2 separate regions of the Mus musculus genome follow, and region 2 is linked to region 1. Evidence: chromatin contacts called from ENCODE POLR2A ChIA-PET data. All regions are on one chromosome and are shown on one strand. Each heading gives the region's core, a stretch centred on a gene start or an enhancer-like site at or near the end of the contact. The rest is flanking DNA. Distances are from core to core; before and after follow the strand shown. Region 1 holds the start of Trappc1 (trafficking protein particle complex 1). Region 2 holds the start of Kdm6b (KDM1 lysine (K)-specific demethylase 6B).

The links. ChIA-PET counts read pairs that join two places held with the same protein, here RNA polymerase II (POLR2A).
Region 2: POLR2A ChIA-PET joins it to region 1 with 47 read pairs in Patski. The contact joins the promoter of Kdm6b here to the promoter of Trappc1 in region 1. POLR2A ChIA-PET finds 5 or more read pairs at or near these places in 3 of 5 experiments (Patski and embryonic stem cell).

Annotation. Positions count from the first base shown.
Region 1 is chr11:69,322,522-69,326,892 of GRCm38, forward strand. Trappc1 (trafficking protein particle complex 1) reads left to right here and starts at 1,465. Exons shown (of 5, transcript NM_001024206.2): 1 at 1,465-1,545; 2 at 1,637-1,735; 3 at 1,874-1,944; 4 at 2,303-2,441; 5 at 2,918-3,272. The coding sequence starts at 1,637. The coding sequence ends at 3,046. Cntrob (centrobin, centrosomal BRCA2 interacting protein) reads right to left here and starts at 1,352. Exons shown (of 19, transcript NM_172560.3): 1 at 169-1,352. The coding sequence starts at 441. It overlaps Kcnab3 (potassium voltage-gated channel, shaker-related subfamily, beta member 3), which reads left to right and starts at 3,737. Exons shown (of 14, transcript NM_010599.4): 1 at 3,737-4,371. The coding sequence starts at 4,161.
Region 2 is chr11:69,413,613-69,417,862 of GRCm38, forward strand. It overlaps Kdm6b (KDM1 lysine (K)-specific demethylase 6B), which reads right to left and starts at 2,582. Exons shown (of 24, transcript NM_001017426.2): 1 at 2,405-2,582; 2 at 1-61. Gm51903 (a long non-coding RNA gene) reads left to right here and starts at 1,901. Exons shown (of 2, transcript XR_003949708.1): 1 at 1,901-2,172.

The DNA of each region.
Region 1 (4,371 bases), core at 215-2,714:
TTCCCTCAAAAGTATCTTCTGTGAGAAAAAAGCATGAAAGCCCTGTGTGCTTGGAGGAGATCGTTTAAATCTAATTAATAGACGCAAGCCACAGCAAAGCTAACCTGAAAGCCCAGGAACCTAATGCTTTCTAACACCCGAGAGATCTCCAAGACGCACCTCTCTCACCTTTTTCTTCAAGTTGTTTTCCAATCCAACGGACAAGCTGCGACTCAGTTCTTGAGCCAAGCTGTCTAAGCCCTCGTTAGGAGGTGAGGAGGTGGGAGCTAGATACAGCTGGGCCCGGGCCGTGGCCTCAGCTTGGCGGCTGAGATGCAAAGAAGTATACAGTTGGGAGGTCACCTCGGAGGACACCTGGTTCAACCCAGGAGGCTCTGACGAATCGCTCAGGAGGTCCTCAGGTCGGAGAGGAGAACTGGGACTGGGGGCTGCTGTCGCCATGTACAGTGAAGAGACAACTGGACTCAGCAGGGGACTGGGAACTCCTGCCTCAGTTCTGAGAGGGGTCCAAACTTGTGGATAAGTTCACAAAGAAGAAAGATTTGGAAGGGAGGAAGACACTTTGGGTCCTCAACAAATGAGCTTTCTGGTTAGAGGAGTGTCCACTGACTCCAGAGACCATGGAGAGGGCAAACACATTCTTTCTCCCAACTCCTGGGAACGGTTAAAAGCGGATGTGCAAGGCAGAAAGTCAGGGGAATGGTCAGAAGACCTGCATGCAGGGAGACAGAACCGCTGCAGTTCCTTCCTCCTAACTAGGGTCCTGGAAATTGCAAATCAGTTTCGGCACGGGTTAACCATGGTTAGCTTTTTTTTTTCCCCACACTCAAAATGTGCAAACTGAAACAGACCTCAAACCAAAGCTGGCCCAATGTATGTCCCCCAATTGGTTTTAGTGAAGAAAGAGGCAAGACTTCAATGCCACAACACCCCCGTTTCGCCCTTTCTTCACCTGTCCCACCCAGAGTCGACTTCCTCGGATTTCCCCTCTAATCCTTCCTGATAAAAAAAAAGCCACAGCAGAGGTCCATAGAATTCCTCCCTATCCCACCCTAAGAAATCTCAATAAAAGGGGCGCGCGCGCGCACAGACATACACCCGGCAACCAGCCGCCTGGTATTCTCTACCGCAACCACCTGGCTCCGACTACTCTGAGCATGTCGGCCCTGGTTTCCCAAGATGAGGAGGACTGTCCCCCAAGCCCCATAACCTCCACAGAGAAAGACCAAAGGCCAACCTCCCTAGCGCGACACTAGCTTGCAAAACCGTTGGCAGCCTCCCGCCCACCGCTTGCAATCCCGCCTCCAACCGAATTACGTCACCCGCCCGCGAGACCAAGCTCCCCGCACATCACTGGGCTTCAGAGGCCCGGGAACGTGGGCACGCATGCGCGCGGCATCGGCGACCACGGATTGGCTTCAGGAGGGAGGCGGAGTCTAGTAAGACTATCGGGGCGGAGTTAAGGGTTCTTGAGGTTGCCGCTTACGACCCAGCTGGGCTTTATAAACCGGAAGTAGCTTGTCACCCTCTTTCAGAGCAATTCCGGTGAGTCCGGGGGTGGGGTTCCCACCTGGCTGAAGAATCAGGTTCTAGAGAGTTGGGTACCAGCCACTGAGCGAGGCTCTTTATCTTGCAGATGACTGTCCACAATCTGTACCTTTTTGACCGGAATGGAGTGTGTCTACACTACAGCGAGTGGCACCGCAAGAAGCAAGCAGGGATCCCTAAGGAAGAGGTGATCGGAGGGTCCCAGCGAATCCCCAAATGCACATAGTCCCAGTCCAGTCCTCTTCCTCCAAATCCCAAGTCCTTCCTATTCCCATCCTGTCCCCCCTCCATAACCGAGATCTAATTCTACCACCTCTCCCTCCAGGAGTACAAGCTGATGTATGGAATGCTCTTCTCCATTCGTTCGTTTGTCAGCAAGATGTCCCCGCTAGACATGTACGGTGGTTTTAGAGGGGTGTTGAAGGGAGGGCTAGCTAGCCAGCCTTGGGAACAGGAGATATTGTTTTGGAATGGAAGTGGCGTGTGGCCCCAAAGAGGGGAGGGTGTGTTTTAGAGAGGCTGAATCTGGATCGAGAATCTTGAAGCTGGCAGGAGCGGATACAGGAATGGTCTGAAAGTGGGGAGAGAGTGAAGGCAGTTGCAATTACATCGGGGGTGGGGATGACCGGAGGTGTTTTTACTCAATGAACCTGCTACAAACTATCTATATGAATAGGAAGGAGTTGACCTTGAGGGCATCACAAATATTTCTTTGGGAGTGATTTCACTCCTGTCTGAATACTCATTTCTGCAGGAAGGATGGCTTTCTGTCTTTCCAAACTAGCCGTTACAAACTCCATTACTACGAGACTCCCACTGGAATCAAGGTTGTCATGAATACTGACTTGGGCGTGGGCCCTATCCGAGATGTTCTACACCATATCTACAGTGCGGTCAGTGTCAGTAGAGGAACCCTTTTCCTCCTAGAGCCCTAGGAGTCCCTCGGGTTTTCTGCCCTTATCCTTCTGTATCACATCCCTGTTGAACTCAGTTTTCTCCAGAGCCTTTAGCTCCTTAAACAGTAATAGCTTCTCTAAGGGAGAGCTTGTGCAGGTTTTTGGGTTTTTTTTTTATAAATGATGTATTTCTTATTTTAATTATATGTATTGTGTAGAGGGTATGTGTGCACATGAGCACAAGTGTCTGTGGAGGACAGATCCTCTGGAGAATTACAGGCAGTTGTGAGCTGACCAACATGGGTGCTAGGCTCTGACTAACCTCTGCAAAAGCAGTAGTATGCTTTCTTAATTCCTGAGCTCTCTCCACCCCAACCCCACCCGTGTATTCTTATATTCTCGAGATTACACCATGTTTGAGATTGAAAATGAAAAGTGTCTCACATCAGGCTCACACACCCTCCTTTTCGCAGCTGTATGTGGAGTTTGTTGTGAAGAATCCTCTGTGCCCGCTGGGACAAACTGTGCAAAGTGAGCTCTTTCGATCCCGGCTAGACTCCTATGTCCGATCTTTGCCCTTCTTCTCTGCCAGAGCTGGCTGAAACATCTACCTCACCCCTCAGAAGAACCTGTGACTGCCTGGGCCCATCTCACTTGTTACATTGAGAGCCCTTCCATCTACCTGTCTCCGAGAGCTTTCCCCCGAAGGCCTACCACCCACTGCCTTCAAGTCATAAGAATGAAGCTCACAGGAGTCTACGCCAGTTTTATCCCTGCTTGACTCTGTGAGAAACACAGAATAAACTGAATAAACTTTTTGTCACCCTCTGCTGCCTGAGTGTGAGTTCCTGTGGCCCCTCCCAGTGTGACTCACACAAAAATGAGAACTAGGGTAGCCACACATCCCTGAAGCCTATAAAGAGGTTTTCCCAGCAGATTTCTCTCGAGCTGGATACTTTGTTGTGTTTTAGAATTTTAGCAGCAACCTTTGCTACCACTTGATAGATGTAGTACACACATCCTGTCTTACCTTTAGCTGTGACAATGTCTCCAAATCTAGTTTTCTCGGGGAACAAAAAACGCCCTCTCGAGTGCACACCACTGACCGGAATGAAAGCGGACACGATTCAAGTACAGAAAGTGAGAACCCCGTTCCTAAAACGGGATGTTCTGGGCAAGGCACACTGATTATTTAAGTTCTGGAGCTTCTGCAGGCGGAGCTTATGCAGATGAGCAGCGTGTTCTACTCAGAGGCAGGCGGCTCCATGCAGATGAAGGGGCGTGGCCTGAATGTTAATGAGCTGGGCTTGCTGCCGACGCGGCTGGGAGCACAGCGGTCCCGCAGCGGTTCCAGCTGAAGTGGCACCCGTCTTTTGCTACCCCTTGTTCCTGGGTAGCTATCCTTGAAGACCGTCCTCGACTTTTCTTTATCCTTACCCGTTTATCCTCCCAATCCCTTCATCACAGCTCCCAGCACCCGAATACCCACCACTCCGGGCGACCCCACGGTTTTCCTTTCCCACCGCAAGACCCGCGACCTCCAACAGCCCGCCCCCGCGGGCCCGATCCCGTTTGGCGGCTCTAGCTGCAGCCTTCTCAGCCTTCCCGCTCTCCCTGCGATCGCGCTATTACCACCACACCGGTGTCTGCCCTCGGACTTCCCGGCTCCCTCCTCCCGCTCCCTCGGAGCCCCCTCCCCCGCCCTGGCCATCCGGCATGCAGGTGTCTATCGCGTGTACCGAGCAGAACCTTCGCAGCCGGAGCAGTGAGGACCGTCTCTGTGGACCCCGGCCCGGTCCTGGGGGCGGTAATGGAGGGCCAGTGGGCGGAGGGCATGGGAACCCTCCGGGGGGTGGAGGACCGAGCTCGAAGTCACGAGCTGCAGTGGTCCCTAGACCCCCAGCACCTGCTGGGGCCCTTCGAGAGA
Region 2 (4,250 bases), core at 1,332-3,831, 92 kb after region 1:
GGCTACAGCAGAAGTCGTGGGGTGGGTCCTGCTATGAGGCTGACATGGTGCCTGGGGGAACCTAAAAGAAAACAATTTCAGTTAGAGATGGGATCTCCCAAGATAGAGGAGTTCCCTTCCTTCCTGGTCCCCCTCATTGAGAAACCAGGCTCTAGAGGTCAGATGAGATGGGAGATTCGGTTTCCATGGCAACCTGGAAAAAAGCCATCTTCCAACCTTTCCTTTAGGAAGCAGCCTGGTTCAGGTAGTAAGGAAGCATAGGGTGGCACCTCAGTACCAACCCACGTCGCCCTTTTCTGACTAGACTGATATTCTGGCTCAGGCCCAGCTACAGGGGACATCTACTGTCAAGCAACCTTAGTTCCTGCCCCCAGGGCATGTGGACCCTAGGCCTTCAGTTCTGCTACCTCCAACCCTAACAAGACACCAGATAGTCAACACCACCTTTTGGACTCTGACCCTTCCAGTTCCCTTAGGCTGGTGTAGGCAGGTTCTGGCAAGCGGCACAGGTGGTCAGACAAGATGAACGGGCCCAACAGGGAGGAGCCTTCTTCCTCCGCAAGAGCTGTGACTGGGCCTGAGCTAGGAAGTAGCCTCTGCAGCAGGCTCCCTCCATGTCACCTCCAAAACCATATCCTGTTTCCCCATCACCTCCTTCCTCCATGTGGCCCAAGGAGGTGACAGGGGCCCACTCTCTTCCCTCCTAATCCTTAGATACAAAGAGCTAGGTATATTACTACAAGTCTAGGGCCAAGACTCAGGTGTTGATAGCAGGAGTTAGGCCTCAGTCAACCCTCACCTCAGACTCACTCCTTGGGGACCAGTGTTTTCTCCAGGACCCAGACACACGGGCTCTCTACCTGGCCTCTCCATTTCCTGGCCTTCCAGCCCCCATCTTTCCCCCTGCCCCAGAGACTTAGGCCTCTGGCCTCCATGATGCAATGCACTGCAAGCTTTTGTGCCTGCTGATGACACTGCCCCCAGGGAAGTGTTATTTCTGACCTAAGCAAGGCCCTTAAGGAACAGTGGTCAGCAGCGAGCTGAGAAAACTGGATTGGCTAGGACCTTCTGGAGAAAAGATGCTAGAGGCTGGACCCTTCTGGACAGGGAAGCAAATTCAGGACTAAGGTGCTTACCCAGCAGTTGATAGAATTTGTGGCTACGGGGTAGGCTAGCCTATAGAGGGGGGGAGGGTTGCAGGCCAGACCAAGGGGGTCAGAAGGGTATGTGATGGGTGTCTGGACACCAGAGTGGGGGAGGGCCAACAGCCATTTAAAGGGCCAACCTCAGAACTTTAATCCCTTACCAGCCTTGGCCCCAAGCAGGAGGCTGTAATTCATCTGCCCAACAGCTGGGGTGGGGGTGGGGGGGCATGTGCATGAGGAGGAGGGGCTGGGGCCTTCTTGTGCAAAGAACCAAACAACAAAAGGGGAAGCTGAAGGGGCCAGCTCTAAAGTACCCAGGTCACCCTACTGACCTGCGGATCTGCCAGTGGCCCCCACCTGGTTCTGGCCCACAGGTTCTGTAGTTCAGACTCACAGATTCTTGGTCATGGAGTCAAAGGGCTCACCCATGGGGTTCTGAAGAAAGCCTAGACTGAGCACCCTCAGGGCAGGCTGTCAACCCCTTCTTGCACTTTTCCAGCCACAGTAACTGGACTGGAGACCTGAGGCCCAGTCCCAGACAGCCTCAAATGCCCTGCTCACCAGCCAAGCCTCTGTAGACATAGCCTGCCAGCTCCCCCTCCTGCCAGCACAGGGTGGCAGTGGCCACACCAAGGCTGTCCCTTTAAATCATTTCCACCCCTGACGGTGTGGACAAACCAAGGGCCCTGCCCCCCAGGCAGGCAGCTTGCCACCACCCCACCCCCTAACCCCCAGATATGTAAGGGCCATTTAAAGGGACATCAGAGAGGCAGCCTGGTCTCTAACAAATCCCCACCCCCTCCTCACACACTCACTGTCCCTGTCTCCAGCAACACACAGCCCCCCTGCCTCTCCATCAGGCCCCAAATTCCGGTTTTCTCTCACCCCTAGAGACTGCTACGAGGAGAATGGGGCAAGGGAGACTGGGGGGAGCCATTAAAGAATAAGGACTCCCTCCTTCCTCAGAGCCCCATGAGACTGGTCGGAAGAAGCCAGCCTAAGAAACATTGAGACAGAACCCCAAAAGGTGCCTCGGGCAGAACAGGGGAGCACACACTGTGGGGTGGGGGGAAGGGAGTCAGGCTGCACGAGACGGAGGGTGGCGGAGCCAGCAGGCGACAAGCCCAACTCGCAGAAATGGAACAAGGAGGGCTGGGGGGGAAAGGCAAGGCCCGGGAAATCGGGGAGACGGAAAGGGGTCGTCCGGGAGGGTGTGGAAGAAAATCAGACAGGGGGAGGGAGAGCCAGGCCAGGGTTACCTGCTGGGTGTCTGTCCCCCGGCGGTGCCCCCAGAGTCCGGGTAGGGAGGGGGAAGCAGCAGGGGGGGGAGTGGGGGCTGGGGGGCGGGGGAGACGGTCCCTCCTCTGCCTCCTGGGCCTGCCCCGGCGCTTGCAGCCTCTGCCTCCCTCCCTCCTCCTCCCCGTCCCTGAGTCCCGGAGTCAAACAAAGAACTGTAGCAGGCTCTCCCCAACCCCCTCCCTCCCTCCTCCTCCTCCTCGTCCTCCTCCTCCTCCTCCACCTCCTCCTCCTCCCCTCCCTCCCCACCAGCAGGCTCCCTCCTCCTCCCTTCCGGTCTCTTCCTTTAACTACCCGCTCCCCCAGCCTCCCCCCACTAGTCTCTCTCCACCCACCCACCCACCCCAACCTTTTACACACCCCTTTAGCCTAGCCATGTCCCCGCTAGGGAAACTGTGGAGTCCCTTTGCAAAATGAAAGGCTCCAGAGAGCAACATGGGAGGGAACCAGAGTATCGCTTGAAAATCACAAGCTACAACGTAATTATTTTAACAGCCAAAGGAATATAGTCTTAGCTATTTTTTTTTAAGGAGGGGAAAAATAAACCTAAAGAAAGCAATACAAATCTGGCTAAAGCCCACATCAAATAAGGTACATAAAGTAGTCGATGCTAATCCCTGACACCCCCCCCCCACACACACACACACACACAACACACACTCCAGGTAGCAGAATTCTCCACTCTTTAACCAATCCCCTGTGAGGGCTACTTTAGAAACAGGTCCACCCACTATAATAACTAACAACATTTAATAATATGTATTTTCTGATACTCATTCGGTATTAATTTTATACCAACCACTGTGCTAAATGCTTTGCATAAATTATTTCACTGCCCCCTCCCATCAGCTAGAAGGTAGGTATTGATATTTAAATGTCCCAGATTGCAGATAGGAGGTTCTGCAAGGTTGTGACTTTTCCCGAGTCCCATTTAGTGGCAGAGCTGGGGTTAGAATCCAGGTTTGAGCCGACAATCCACATTCTTAGGCACAAGAAAGGAGACTCTGTAATACCATCACCAACTCCAAGATTTAACAGAGGGCAGCCATAACTATCACTGGACTTCTCTCTCAAAAGTGGGCAATACCAGAAGCTGATCCACCTACCTACACAGATAAAGACCTTGACTTTTCAGCCTAACTCTTTCTCCTCAGTTTGGTAAGAGGAGGTGACGGGAGTCGCAGGGATGGGCTGGTGTGTATACCCACATACAGCTCCTCTCTTAGGGGCAGCTGTCTTGCAACTACACCCACTTCAGCTCAAGCTGGGAAAGGGGCAACCTGACACTGGGCCATGCAGCAGGTGGGAAACTAAAAAGACTTCAGGAGACACTTCCAAGGGCGCGCGGGAGGGAGTACGGGGGGTGGTAGTGGTAGTGGGGACTGGAGAGGAAGTTTTTCCATGGCAATCTAGGAAAAAGAAGGGGGGGGAAGACCCAGAATTCTCTCAAGCCAGCAAAGGGGCAAAGTCTTTCAGGCCACACCACACCCGCGCCCCTCCCCCTTCACGAAACTCCAGGCCAGGGTTTCCCACCTGCAGGATGCTAATGCCAAGGGAAAGGAAAGGAGAAAGAGATGGCACGGGACTGGAACGGGACTCTGGGCAGAGGTGGGAGGGAATGGAAAGGGGAGGAGATCGCATTGCCTGGCAACCGTCCCGGGGCACGTGCACTGGTGACATCATCCCAGGCCACCTCGAACACAGACCTTTGACTCCTACCAGGGCGAAGAAGCTGCTAGCTGGCTAAATTTCCTGAGAAAATAGCTTTAGGAATTCTGGGAACCCAAAAAGGAGACGAAGGAGGGAACC